Regions from separate parts of the Homo sapiens genome. Here region 1 is linked to region 2. Evidence: chromatin contacts called from ENCODE Hi-C or POLR2A ChIA-PET data. All regions are on one chromosome and are shown on one strand. The core of a region is the stretch at or near the end of the contact, and the rest is flanking DNA. Distances in the headings are between cores, read along the strand shown. Region 1 overlaps ATP10A (ATPase phospholipid transporting 10A (putative)). Region 2 overlaps LINC02346 (long intergenic non-protein coding RNA 2346).

Region 1 (6,278 bases), core at 3,779-6,278, 120 kb before region 2:
TTTTTCCCCCAAAATTAAGTCTAGGGAATGCCAAACACTTTATAATTGGCTTTGTGAAAACAAGGTCTTGCCTTTACTTTAAAAAAAGAAAAGAAAAAGTAAACCTGTAATTCCCACAATTCCCAAACAGAGACTAAAGGAAAATGTATTTTGAAATCAAAGATGGCAGGCACATCTGCCATTTATTTGGAATAGTTTTCCCAAGCCATTTACCTTAATGATTATAAGCAGCCCCTTACAACCTTGAGAAGAAACAGAAAACTGCCAAATTTTTAGCACTTTTTATTTTCTAATGCAGAAAATTAAATATCCTTTTGGTCATGCATCAAACAAGTGATTTTTTCATTCATTCCACGTACTACATGAAACAGCCACAATTACACAGGTCCATATACATGTGGTTTTTTTCTAACAAAAGTTACACCAAGTGTGCCTGGCTCTCCTGCCTCCCCTTCCACCTCCTCCACCTCTCTGCCACCCTGAGGCAGCAAGATGCCCTCCACTTCCTCCTCAGCACGCTCAACATCAAGATGACGAGAATGAAGATCTGTATGATGATCCACTTCCACTTAATGCATAGTAAATGTATTTCCTCTGCCTTAAGATTTTCTTTTCTTTTCTTTGAGATGGAGTCTTGCTCTGTCGCCCAGGCTGGAGTGCAGTGGCACGATCTCTGCTCACTGCAAGCTCTGCCTCCCAGGTTCACGCCATTCTCCTGCCTCAGCCTCCCGAATACCTGGGACTATAGGCGCCTGCCACCACGCCCAGCTAATTTTTTGTATTTTTAGTAGAGACGGGGTTTCACGGTGTTAGCCAGGATGGTCTCGATCTCCTGACCTCGTGATCCGCCCGCCTCAGCCTCCCAAAGTGCTGGGATTACAGGTGTGAGCCACCGCACCCAGCCAAGATTTTCTTAATAACATGTTCTTTTCTCTAGCTTACTTTACTGTAATAACACAGTATATAATGCATCTAACGTACAAAATATGAGTTAATCGACTGTTTATGTGATTGGTAATGCTTCCGGTCAACAGTAAGCTATCAGCAGTTAAGTTTCAGGGACTCAAAAGTCAAACACAGGTTTTCGGCTGTGCAGGGAGTTAAAGGTTAACACCCTTAAGCATTTTCAAAAGTCAGCTGTACATTTACTTCTCTTCCTCTCCACCATAAATGTTGACTTACTTCAAACTATAACTCCTTCCCTTTCTCCAGAAACTGAAGGGAATGTATTTTTCTCTAGTATGTGGAGATCACACCATTGTGACCTCAGCTTACGCTTCCACTCACACGTGTGTTTCCATCAAACGGAGGGGCATCCACCGGGCTGGAAAGAGCAGCTTTGGAGGAGCAATAACAGAGCACAAGCGCAAGGAGTGAGAAGTTCATGGCTTTTAAGGAATGGCTGTGATGGCTGTGAGATGAGGAAAACATCCTTCACTCTTTTCTCCCCTGGTGGCATCCTTACGTTTTTCAAGCATCTGCTCCAATGTCATCCACTCTCCTACCTGGAGCACCACTGGCTGCTCGACCCTGTCCTGAGCACCCCACCCCAGGCAGGTGGGGCAGCCAGCAGGGTGGCCCCCCACCAGCCCAGGGGCCTTCCTGCCCACCCTTCTGCGGCTAGGGGCTGGCTTCAGGCCATCTGCCTCTGTGTCCAGCCACAGGGGCCTCAAGATATATTAAAGTGAGCTTCGCTAGCTCAATGAATGAAGGCTTTGAAAGTTCTTGTGACGACAGCTGAACACTCCCTGTGAAATAACAATTTTAAATGAAGTTGTCATTCACCAAATATTTTTAAAAGAAAAACACATGGGGCTGGGTGTGGTGGCTCACACCTGTAATCCCAGCACTTTGGGAGGCCAAGGCGGGCAGATCACCTGAGGTCAAGAGTTCGAGACCAGCCTGGCCAACATGGTGAAACCCCGCCTCTATGAAAAATACAAAATTAGCTGGGCATGGTGGTGCACACCTGTAATCCCAGCTACTCGGGAGTCTGAGGCAGGAGAATTGCTTGAATCTGGGAGGCAGAGGTTGCAGTGAGCTGAGATGGCACCACCGCACTCCAGCCTGGGTGACAAGAGTGAAACTCCATCCCCCCGGCCAAAAAAAAGAAAAAGAAAAAAAAAACCCAACATGTATTGGTGACAACCGGGGCTCTGAAATAACTTCCTTATGAATTCTGCAGCTGTTTTGTAGTGGAGGTGAAGGTCAATTGAACGATTTCTTTGAGGAAGACCACAGTAGAACATACCAGTAGGAAAAAAAAAACAATAAGCAATCATGAAAGAATATTTAAAGTTAAATCTGTCATATTTACTTTTCAAAAGTGACACACGTATCACTGGCTGATAGAACACACCTCGAGATTTAACTCTTTGTTTTCATGCTGGACGTAATAAACGTCCTTAATTTTGCAATATGAAAACAGCATTGCCATGAATCTTCCCTGTTCCTCAAGGTTATTTTCTGGGTCTAAGGCTTGTTCTCATTGTTGCATTTGTCTTTTGTCAAGGTCTCATCATGGGTTTACTATCCTGCAGGGAATTTTAGATTAAGCAGCTGGCCATAAATTAATGGTCACATGAGGAAGAGCAAGGAAGGATTACCTCAACACAAGTCACAACAGCTCTCATAGAAACATGCTCCAGTTTACCTCATTTTGCAGGTGTGAGAACAGTTTTGTTTTGTTTTTTGAGATAAGAGTTTTGCTCTTGTTTCCCAGACTGGAGTGCAATGGCACAATCTCGGCTCACTGCAATCTCCGCCTCCTGGGTTCAAGCTATTCTGCTTCCTCAGCCTCCGGAGCAGCTGGGATTACAGGCATGCGCCACCACGCCTGGCTAATTTTGTATTTTTCCTAGAGATGGGGTTTCTCCATGTTGGTCAGGATGGTCTCGAACTCCCAACCTCAGGTGATCCACCCGCCTCGGACTCCCCAAGTTCTGGGATTACAAGCGTGAGCCACAGTGCCTGGCTGAGAACAGTTTTATAAGTAACTACTGATTCCCAACTCAGGTATTTTTACCCCACTCTTTTCCCCCATTGGGTGGCTGACCTGGATCTATATTATCTTTGTGCCAGTATACCAACTTTATGCCAAATGCCATACATTCTTTGAGGGAACCTGGAGCAGCTCCTTGAGTGAGGTGGGATTTGAGTTTAGGATTAGAGGGTGGGGAAGGTGGACAGGCATTAACACTAGAGCAAGGTTCCCCAGGCTTTGAGGGAAGACTGGACGTAGTTGGGAGGGTGTGATGCTCTCACTGCGTGGCCACGAGATGAAGGTGGGGCATGTGGAGAAGCCAGGTACAGGCAGTAAGGGTCTAATGGAAGAGGGGCCACAGGGTTGGGAGAGGGGACATGATGCTTAAGTGAGAATGTCCCTCTTGTGTCCCTGAAACCTGAGCCCTGCAGATGCTTCCTGAAGGATGGAAGAGTCTACACTGTGGGTCAGGGCTCCCCAGTGGCCGCAGATGGGATGAAGCCACCACCAGAAAGAGCCCAACTGAGTGTGGGGTGGGGTGGGCCCTGCAGGATGTCACATGAAGAGCCCATGAGATGGGAGAGAGGAGCATACGTCGGGCGGGGTGAGACATGACCCAGGCATGCACTCCCCAAACCTTCAGACACGGCTTACTGCATGGTGGAGGAATGGAGAACATGCATTTTACTCTGATTTTCTCTAAGGAATAAATTTTATTTTAAAATCACAGAGAAGGAAAAAATCAAATGGAGTATCAAACCTTAATTTAAGAAATCCATCTGCTTCATCAAAAATTTGCTGTGAGCTTTTAAGAATAAACAGGGCAAATTTACTTTATTCAAGAATGATATTCTTTTTGTAAAGCCTATCTTCAAAGTAATACATTATTCAATTTCTGCTTTAAACCCTTCGTTTTTATTCATTTTCCTTTTCTTCTTGAGAAAATCTCAAACTCACTCATGGTTCCATATATGTACTACGTGCCTGAGAACAGTGCTGTTCCCCACAGACGGGCTGGGAAGGCAGGAAGACAACCCCACTCCTGCATTTAATCTCTCGTCTCCAGCAACATACTGTAACTTAAGCACGGGAAGATCCTAAAACACATGACAGGTGAGGAAGGGACTGGAGACACCTAGTCCTGTTTCCCACAACCTTCATTTTCAGTTCCACCTTGGACCGCTGCTGCCTGGGTCACCCATGAAGAAGTGGCCTGCCCTGGTAGTCACAGGTTCCAAGTCGCCCAAGCTGGAGAGCTACAAGCACTTCCAGAAAATCTGGGACATGCATGGTGAACCATCCAAACGGGAAGAAGGTCATTACAAAAAAAAAAAAAATGACGGAACGTCCATAGTGGAACCTAGTCTTACACATTAGGCTCATCACCTAGCAACTAGAACCCTTGCTGAGGGTTTCCACATCACTTCCTGATCACTCCCAGTGACCCACAGTGGGGACGTGTTGGGGAGATGATGGATGCGGGGCTAGAGCAGGAAAACCATTCTCATGCTCCTCATTTCCCCCCAGACCTTCTAATAAGATCTGCTGTCAGAAAGCCCAAGGGCCTGGCTTAAGATCCCCTAACGTTCCCTGTCCCTGGTCACCCGAGAGGGCAGAGCCCACAGGGAGGACAGCTCTGTGAGTCACCTACCGGGACCAAGCCCTAGGTACCTGCACCGCTCAGCTGTCACCACTGCTTATCAGCAGTTCCAGCCCAGCCCGAGGTTCTTATGGTTCCTTTAAATCTGAGGATGTCCTAGGAATGGGCATCATGTGTTTAGTTGCTTATTTTCCAAGTGTAGCAGTGCCACTGGGACTCTGGGCACGGGGACTGTTTTGCAAAAGTTGAAAACACACACGGGTAAAAGCCGGTCAAAGAAAGCAGTAGCCAAACTAAAGTCAGGTTATATATCCACCAGGGCTTTACCTCATACCTGCCTACAAAAGGCACAAGATCAACAAGGCCTGTTTGTACCACGGTCTGAAAAACGAGCCAGCACCGCCCTGGGCAGGACGAGGAGCCCAGGGCTGCCCAGGTTCTAAAAGTAAAAGCCTCCCACGGAAAATAGCACGCCAGGGATTCCAACACGAGGAATCGAGGTGGTTAGTGACTCATTTTCAGAGCCAGGAAGGTGAGGTGCAGCCAAGACCCAAGCACCATCAACTACGTCTGACAGCTAAGAGGAGGGCAGCCGAGATCCTCAGGTGTAACCACAGCCTTACAAAGGCACACAAAGCCAGGACGGTCTGATCTGAGAGTCAGCAGAAGCCTAGCTTTACATATAATGAAGCTGGGGCTGGAAGGAGGCGGGAGGATCATGTTACATGGCGGGGTCTCCCCCAGATGACCTTAAGGGCAGCTTGGCAGGAATTTTACTTCCTTGCATTGATTAAAGCCCATGAACAGCCTTAAGTCCCCAGACAAAATAGCAAAACAGGTCCTGGACGATTCAGCGCGAGGTGGGACACAACAGGGAGGGAGAAGTCAGTATCCAGGGGCACTGCCCGGACCCAGAAGGCGGAGGCTGGGATGTCCCCAGCAGAAACGGACTTCCCTGGACTCCAGCAGGCTCTCTGCGGATAAGGGATTGGAGTGAGTGAGAGGAAAGAGGAGGACAGAGGCAAACTTTTCTTTCTGCCCAGTTCTAGGCCATCAAGGGAGTGAAGGATCCCCAAAGACATAAGGCAGAGCTGGGAGAAGAAAGGAGAGGAGGAAACAAAAAAAGGAACAAGAAGTAAGGATGAGGAGACAAAACAAATGGCATGGAACATGCTAGAAGCCTTCCAATGACTTCCCCATGTGGAAACTGCACACCCGGGCATCCCTCCCGGCTTTCTGTGGATGGGCCCATCCAACGCAGCTCTTGTTAGAGGAGTGCACACTCCCCTCTACTATTTGGTAAGTGTTTGTAGCAAGACCAGTGCATAGGTGGGACGTGATCTGAAAGTTTACAAGAAGGAAGTGAAAAACCACTTGTGAGATTGTGGGGAGAAAACGCTGGGAGCCCAGAGACACCACAGGCGTCAAGAGTCCAGGGACCATGCATGGTGGTTTATCAGTGGCAAGGAGACCAAGGTTTGACCCAGCCTGACCTCGTAGCACTTCCTCGTCCAGATGGATGTGGGCTTGTCCTCCCATCACGCACCTGTCCAAGCTGGCTGCACCTGCATGGACTGCTCTCCACTCTGCAAGGGCCAACACAGCTCACACCCACCCCGATGCCAGAGGAAACCGAGGCACACGGCTGGAAGCTGCCAGTGGGCAAAGCGCTCCAGCCCCAGCTGGTGCAGAAGC
Region 2 (6,745 bases), core at 338-2,837:
ACAGTTAAGTGAATTTGAATTTGGTAACAGAAAAAGTATAAAATTACTCTATTTCATAAAAGAAACAGAAATGATCTTTTGTCTTTTTCATGTATAAATTTGGCTGTGACCCACAGAAGTATGAAGATATGGTTTCCACACCAATGTTAGGCCTTCTCAAGGAGCTTAGAGTGTGTCGGTGGAGAGGGAGAAGCCCAACGGGAGATCTTATTCCACCTCTGCACGTCTTCAGGACCCCTGTGGAAACATGTGATCTCTAACAGTCTCTCTGGGGCTCTGCCCACCCCCAGCAGTGTCACCTCACATCACCGCACAATAAGAACTTTCTCATCATGAACATAGCTTTCTCTGGAGAAGCTGGGAAGTGCTTAACTATGCCAGAAGCTGGACAATTCAGGTAGAAGTGTAAATGTTGGCCTAACCTTCAAAGGACAGAAATAGCTTTCTTTGAAAGTTCTCAAAGGTGTTTCAGAACTCTGGAAAATTTTAAATCTTAAAATAACACTACAATTGTCCATTTGTCTTGGGGATGCCTGTGCGGAGTGAGAGTGAATCCCTAAATTTGACTTTCCGTCTCTCCTCCACTGCAGGATGTGGTTGGGCTTTTTCGTCCTTGGGCTGCCAAAACTGAAAAGCACCTTGCTCCACTCCAGAGGAATGTGTTCAGTGTCCTTTATAGAACCCACTTGTTTCCTGGCCTGGAAGGGGGATTGTCCCGGTGCACAGCCGGGCTGTCACATGTGTGACGTGTTAGCTGTCCCCCTCCCAAACATTAGCAAAGCATAGTACTGCGAAAGCAAATGTGGCTCCCAGGGCACCGCTCACAGGCTGTCACCAAAGCTTATGATCCCCGAGCTGACTGGGAATGGGGAATGTCAGGGAATACACAGTCTCCGCCCCCTTCTCCTTCAACTCTCACCCTTGGGCACATCACTCACGTCTCCTAAATCATCCCATGGTTTAGGAGTCAGGCAGTGATACACATGCTCTGAGCAGATTCTCAGGTGCTCTTAAAAGCTGCCAATGCTAATATTGCCCTGGAAAACAATGATGAGTATTTTAGAGCGACCCACTCACTGGGTGAATGCATTGAGTCAGCCCATCCCCCTGCCTTCACTGACTGCACTGCGGTGGGGTGGGTGGTGGTGTCTGTCCCTCTCTCTCTGCCTTCACTCCTAACTGACAGCTCCTGCCACCCTGATGCTCAGGTTTCATCATCCCATATACTCTGGGTCTTGTTCCGACTCTACAAAGAAAAGGTGCCACGAGGACTGTGACAGAGTATGACTATAATTCGGTAGAGGTCTCATCTCAACTCCTTGTTTTACATACCATGTGTTAACTGAGGCCACATGGAGAGGGTAATGTGAAGTGTTACCTGAAGGACGGTGGCAGAGCTCTGTGCACTGGCTGCCCCGAGGGGGCAGAAAGGAAGGGAGGGAGGGAGGAAAACAGTAGGGAAGAAGGAAGCCACTCTCTGCCCGCCCCCTGCCCCATCTCAGGCCCTAGCCCTCTGCCAGGAGCGTCTCCTGAGGCTGAAAGTGCCCCCTCCCGCTCTCAGACTCTGCGCTGCCATCTGCCTTGCTTCTCTCGGTACCACTTCCCCTGCTCTCTTTTGAATCGGATTCTCTCCTTCAAACTCCAGCTGATCCAGCCCGCACATGCCAGGCCCGTATGTAGATTCGTCTGTTGCCACCGTCCTCCAAGCCCTAGGGAGGGGTTGAGCTCCGTGGAAGGCCTCTGATGGGAGGGACACGACTCGGAGGCTGAGCAGCACAGGACACCGTGGTAAACTGGGATTCTTCTTTGCCTTTCTCAGGGAGGCAAAAGGTGCAGAGGCCTGCAGTGTGCTGTGAGCGACAGTGCCAGCTAGTGGCGCACGACTTACATCGCTAGCTACAGGGTTTCTTTTCTTTTTCTTTCTTTCTTTTTTTTTTTTTTTTTTGAGGCAGTCTCACTTTGTCGCCCAGTGGCACAATCTCAGCTCACTGCAACCTCTGCTGCCCAGGTTCAAGCAATTCTCATCGGTCAGGCTCCCGAGTAGCTGGAATTACAGGCATGCTCCACCACACCCAGCTAATTTTTGTGTTTTTAGTAGAGAAGGGGTTTCACCATATTGGCCAGGTTGGTCTTGAACTCCTGACCTCAAGTGATCCGCCTGCCTCGGCCTCCGAAAGTGTTGGGATTACAGGCGTGAGCCACTGTACCCGGCCCAGCGTTTCTTGACAACAGGGAATTGGGAGGATGCAGTCAGGCCTGGCCTTTAGTGGGTTGTAGAACTCCCTCTAGGGGTAAATGCTCAATAAAAATGGCTTAGCCTGGCCAGGTGTGGCGGCTCATGTCTGTAATCCCAGCACTTTGGGAGGCCAAGGTGGGCGGATCACGAGGTCAGGAGATCGAGACCATCCTGGCTAACATGGTGAAACCCCGTCTCTACTAAAAAATACGAAAAACAAAATTAGCCGGGTGTGGTGGAGGGGGTCTGTAGTCCCAGCTACTCGGGAGGCTGAGGCAGGAGAATGGCGTGAACCCGAGAGGCGGAGCTTGCAGTAAGCCGAGATCACACCACTGCACTCACTCCAGCCTGGGCAATAGTGGAGCGAGACTCCGTCTCAAAAAAAAAAAAAAAAAAAAAAAAGCCTTAGCCTGAAGAACACTGCCTTGCTTTCCATTTGGATTCTTTTCCTGTAGTTTGAATAAAGACGTAAGTTTTATAAAAATGTCTAGCCTTATTTTATGCATGTGCCCTGAGAAAGGTCTTAGACTCATTTACTGAAAGATGAAAGCAGCTATGTTTCTGAAATGAAGTCACTCTTCAATCACTTACTGCCTAGCAGGCAGCCACTGCCAAGTCCATTTTCCTGTTTTTATTGGAAAAAATATCATATCCCTTCCTTTAAATTTGTTTTTGATTCAAAAAAAATGGTTCTGAGATGTTAGAACATGCATGCTATGTGTCAAAATCTAATATTCACCAAAATCTAATAGTCATCAAACACTAGAAGCATTTAAGAAGAGGGCCGGGCATGGTGGCTCATGCCTGTAATCCTGGCACTTTGGGAGGCTGAGGCGGGTGGATTTCCTGACCTCAGGAGTTCGAGACCACCCAGGGCAACAGGGTGAAACCCTGTCTCTACTAAAAATACAAAAAAATTAACCAGGTGTGATGCCGTGTGCCTGTAGTCCCAACTACTTGAGAGGCTGAGGCAGGAGAATCGCTTGAGCCCCAGTGGCAAAGGTTGGAGTGAGCCAAGATCATGCCACTGCACTCCAGCTTGGGCCACAGAGTGAGACTCTGTCTCAAAAAAAAAAAAAGAAAAGAAAGAAAGAAAGAAAGAAAGAAAGAAAGAAAGAAAGAAAGAAAGAAAGGAAGGAAGGAAGGAAGGAAGGAAGGAAGGAAGGAAGGAAGGAAGGAAGAAAGAAAGAAAGAAAGAAAGGCTAAGTGCTGATTGGCTGCATGGAGGTGAATGGGCTTCCTTGCGATTAATGAGGCACAGCAGAAATGGAAGACGGGGAGGGCTTGAGGATGCTGTCCCAGGACAGTCCAAGGGACACAGCAGGGGAAAGAGATGTCCGGGCAGCAAGAGACGGAGAGCAAAGCTTGGGCCCTGACAGCATGGACCTACTTCTTTGAATCCCAGAAGGCAAAGTGCATACCCAGCCTACTGTGAGCTCATCCTCATCCCTGCCACTCAATTCACAGTTCTAAGAGTTGATACAGAAAATTAATTATATTTCATATATTCAATAGGTTAGACACAAACATTTCCTAATTAACTTTATTTCTAATAACATTACACCCCCTGCCAAAGCAATATTCTTATCTGAGGCCAGAGTTTGCAGTGGGAAGATGTAGAAAAGGAGAATGGGATCTATCCTGGTCTGGGAATTCTGTAAGAGTCTAGGAAGGCAGATGGAGCATGTGATAGCCTGATGACACGACAATTTGTCACAGACTCCTGAAGAAACCGCTAGCATTCTAAATGCGCAACTCATGGGCGTCATGATTTCATTTCTCTTAAAACCTGTGACTTTCCTGCGAACAATTTCTTTTCATAAGAATAAACTTGACATCCTCCACGTACGAATAATAGAAAGTTCTGTGCTGGTGTGAGAAGCACTCATGGAGGCCTCTGTCCCACACTGTGGTCTGAGAGAGCTTTCAAGTAAGACACATTTTAAGCCAGCAGCTTAGATTGATAGGTAGATAGATAAGTAGATGGATAGATAGATAGATAGATAGATAGATAGATAGATAGATAGATTATAGATAGATAGATAGATATAGTAACTGATTTCAGTAGGGAAGAATTATCATTTGGCCAGTTAAGGATAAAATGTCTTACTACATAAGGTTGGACTTTTATCCTTCTTATCCCCAAAAAACATATCCTGATTTTCCCCAGTTCTGCCTGTATTTGATATATAACAGGATTACAGTACCAAGATGTATATATTTAATCAAGTGAACTTTTGCTTGGCTGTGAGGCCCTCTGCTACAGTTTGAATGTGTCCCCTGCAAAATTCAGGTGTGGAAACTTAATGGCCAATGTGATAGTATTAAGAGGAGGGACTTTTGCAGGTGATTAGACCACGAGGGCTCTTTCTTCTTGAGTGGGATCAGACCCTCATAAAAGGGGCCTCACAGAGCATTCAGCTGGCTTGCCCTTTTGCCTCCCACCATGTGGTGACACAACCTTCCTTTCCTTTGGAGGACGCAGCAACAGGCACCATCTTGGAAGCGGAGACCTGGGCCCTCGCCAGGCACCGAACCTGCTGGTGCTTGGATCTTGGACTTCCCAGCCTGCAGAACTGTGAAAGAATAAATTTCTGTTCTTTATGAATTACCCAGTCTGCAGTATTTTGTTACAGCTGCACACACAGACTATGACACCCCCAACATGGAAGGTGCAGGACCAGCTCCATAGGGCATCAGATGCTGTGACCCACTTGGAAGGAAGTTAGAGGACTGCACTGAAGTGTCTGAAGAGCAAGCTCCCCTTTGCACAACCTCACTTTCATGTTGGTTTGGGGTAGCATGTGGGGGGCATTCCTTGGATGGAGATTTCACAGTTCTGTGTATGTCCTGCTTCACGCCACCTCTGATGAGCCCCTGGTGGAAACAAGAAACACTCCCCAGAAGGGAAGAGAGATCTTGATTCTAGGCCCATCATATCCTAAGGGAGGACTCCTTGAAGAATTCTTTTAAAAAAATATTTTTTTTAAATTTTAGTAAAATATACATAACATAAAGTTTACCATTTTAGCCTTTTTTGGTTTCTTTTGAGACAAGATTTTGCTTCCTCCCAGGCTGCCGCGGTGTGGTGTGATCACAGCTCACTGCAGCCTAAGAACTCCCAGGTTCAAGCTATCCTCCCACCTCAGCCTCCCCAGTAGCTGGAACTGTAGGCACACGCCACCATGCCCAGTTAATTTTTAAATTTTTGTAGAGATGATAGCAATCCACTTGGAAGGAAGTTAGAGGACTGTGCTGAGGTGTCTGAAGAGCAAGCGCACCTTCACACAACCTCACTTTCATGTTGGTTTGGGGTAGGTTGTGGAGGGTATTCCTTGGATGGAGATTTCATGGTTTCTGTTGCTGGGTTGCTTTCAAACTCCTAGCCTCAAGTGATCCTCCCACCTCAGCCTTCCAAAGCACTGATTTTAGCCATCTTTTAAGTGTAGAGTACAGTGGGATTAAACACATTCCATACTGTTGTGTAACCAGTCTCAATAACTCTTTAATATTGCAAAACTGAAAATCTGTCCCCATTAAATACCATTTTTCTCCCCCCCAAAGACTCTGTCTTTATGAGCTTGATGCCTCTAGGTGCCTCATGTGAGTGGACTCACACAGGAATTTTACTTTGTGATTGGCTTATTTCAGTAGCATCATGTCCTCAGTGTTCATCCTTAGTGTAGCATGTGTCAGAACTCCCTTCTGTTTCCAGGTTGAATGACGCTCCACTGTGTGCATAGACATTGTGCATATCCGCTCATCCCTCCATAGACATGTGGGTTGCCTCCACCTGCTGGGCATCGTGCCCCTGTGCACATGGGCACCCGGGTCTTGCTCTGGCGCTCCCCTCCTGCCTTCTGGGGTGAGAGCATTCGGGATGTGCTATAGGGAAATGGTATGATTTTAAAATGGAAGTGTTTCAGCCAGGCGCGGTGGCTCACGCCTGTAATCCCAGCACTTTGGGAGGCTGAGGCGGGCGGATCCAGGGGTCAGGAGATCGAGACCATCCTGGCTAACACGGTGAAGCCCCGTCTCTACTAAAAATACAAAAAATTAGCCGGGCGTGGTGGCAGACGCCTGTAGTCCCAGCTACTCGGGAGGCTGAGGCAGGAGAATGGCGTGAACCCGGGAGGCGGAGCTTGCAGTGAGCTGAGATCACGTCACTGCACTACAGCCTGGGCGACAGAGCAAGACTCCGTCTCAAAAAAAAAAAAAAAACAAAAAACAACAAAAACCCAAAAAACCAAAAAAATAAAAATAAATAAATAAATAAAATGGAAGAGTTTCACTCTCCCAGAAGCATGGCCCACCAAGTTTTGGAGGGGGGAGGGGGCAGGGTGAAGGATGAAACTGGGCAGGAAAACATTTTGGTTAGCGAGTGTGGCAGAGCTAGGGGTGGGTATTTGTGATGCTTTCTGAAATGTGGTTGGTTTTTGGAAAAAATGCCAGTAAGGACCCAGGTGCAAGAGCCGTAGGGCATCCCAAAGTAGGGGGTCCCTCAGCTTC

What was found. A loop is a pair of places that touch in the nucleus more often than their neighbours do. ChIA-PET counts read pairs that join two places held with the same protein, here RNA polymerase II (POLR2A). Pooled maps may share reads with other maps.
Region 1: a loop to region 2 is called in a map of CD8-positive, alpha-beta T cell, with 2.3 times the contacts of the local background. The contact joins two enhancer-like sites. A Hi-C loop is called at or near these places in 1 of 168 maps with a recorded cell type or tissue (CD8-positive, alpha-beta T cell), 10 of 37 single-sample maps with no recorded cell type and 7 of 50 pooled maps. POLR2A ChIA-PET finds 5 or more read pairs at or near these places in 2 of 52 experiments (AG04449 and WTC11).

The regions. Positions count from the first base shown.
Region 1 is chr15:25,805,708-25,811,985 of GRCh38, forward strand. The region is part of intron 1 of ATP10A (ATPase phospholipid transporting 10A (putative)); the gene reads right to left. Among named protein-coding and RNA genes, the nearest start is that of MIR4715, 40 kb to the right of the region's middle. RefSeq lists an enhancer at 5,718-6,218. Within about 2 kb of position 5,029, at least 3 of the 41 ENCODE cell types and tissues checked have a DNase peak (open chromatin) inside an H3K27ac peak, as active enhancers do.
Region 2 is chr15:25,932,249-25,938,993 of GRCh38, forward strand. All of the region lies in intron 1 of LINC02346 (long intergenic non-protein coding RNA 2346), which reads left to right. Among named protein-coding and RNA genes, the nearest start is that of LINC02346, 33 kb to the left of the region's middle. Within about 2 kb of position 1,588, at least 2 of the 41 ENCODE cell types and tissues checked have a DNase peak (open chromatin) inside an H3K27ac peak, as active enhancers do.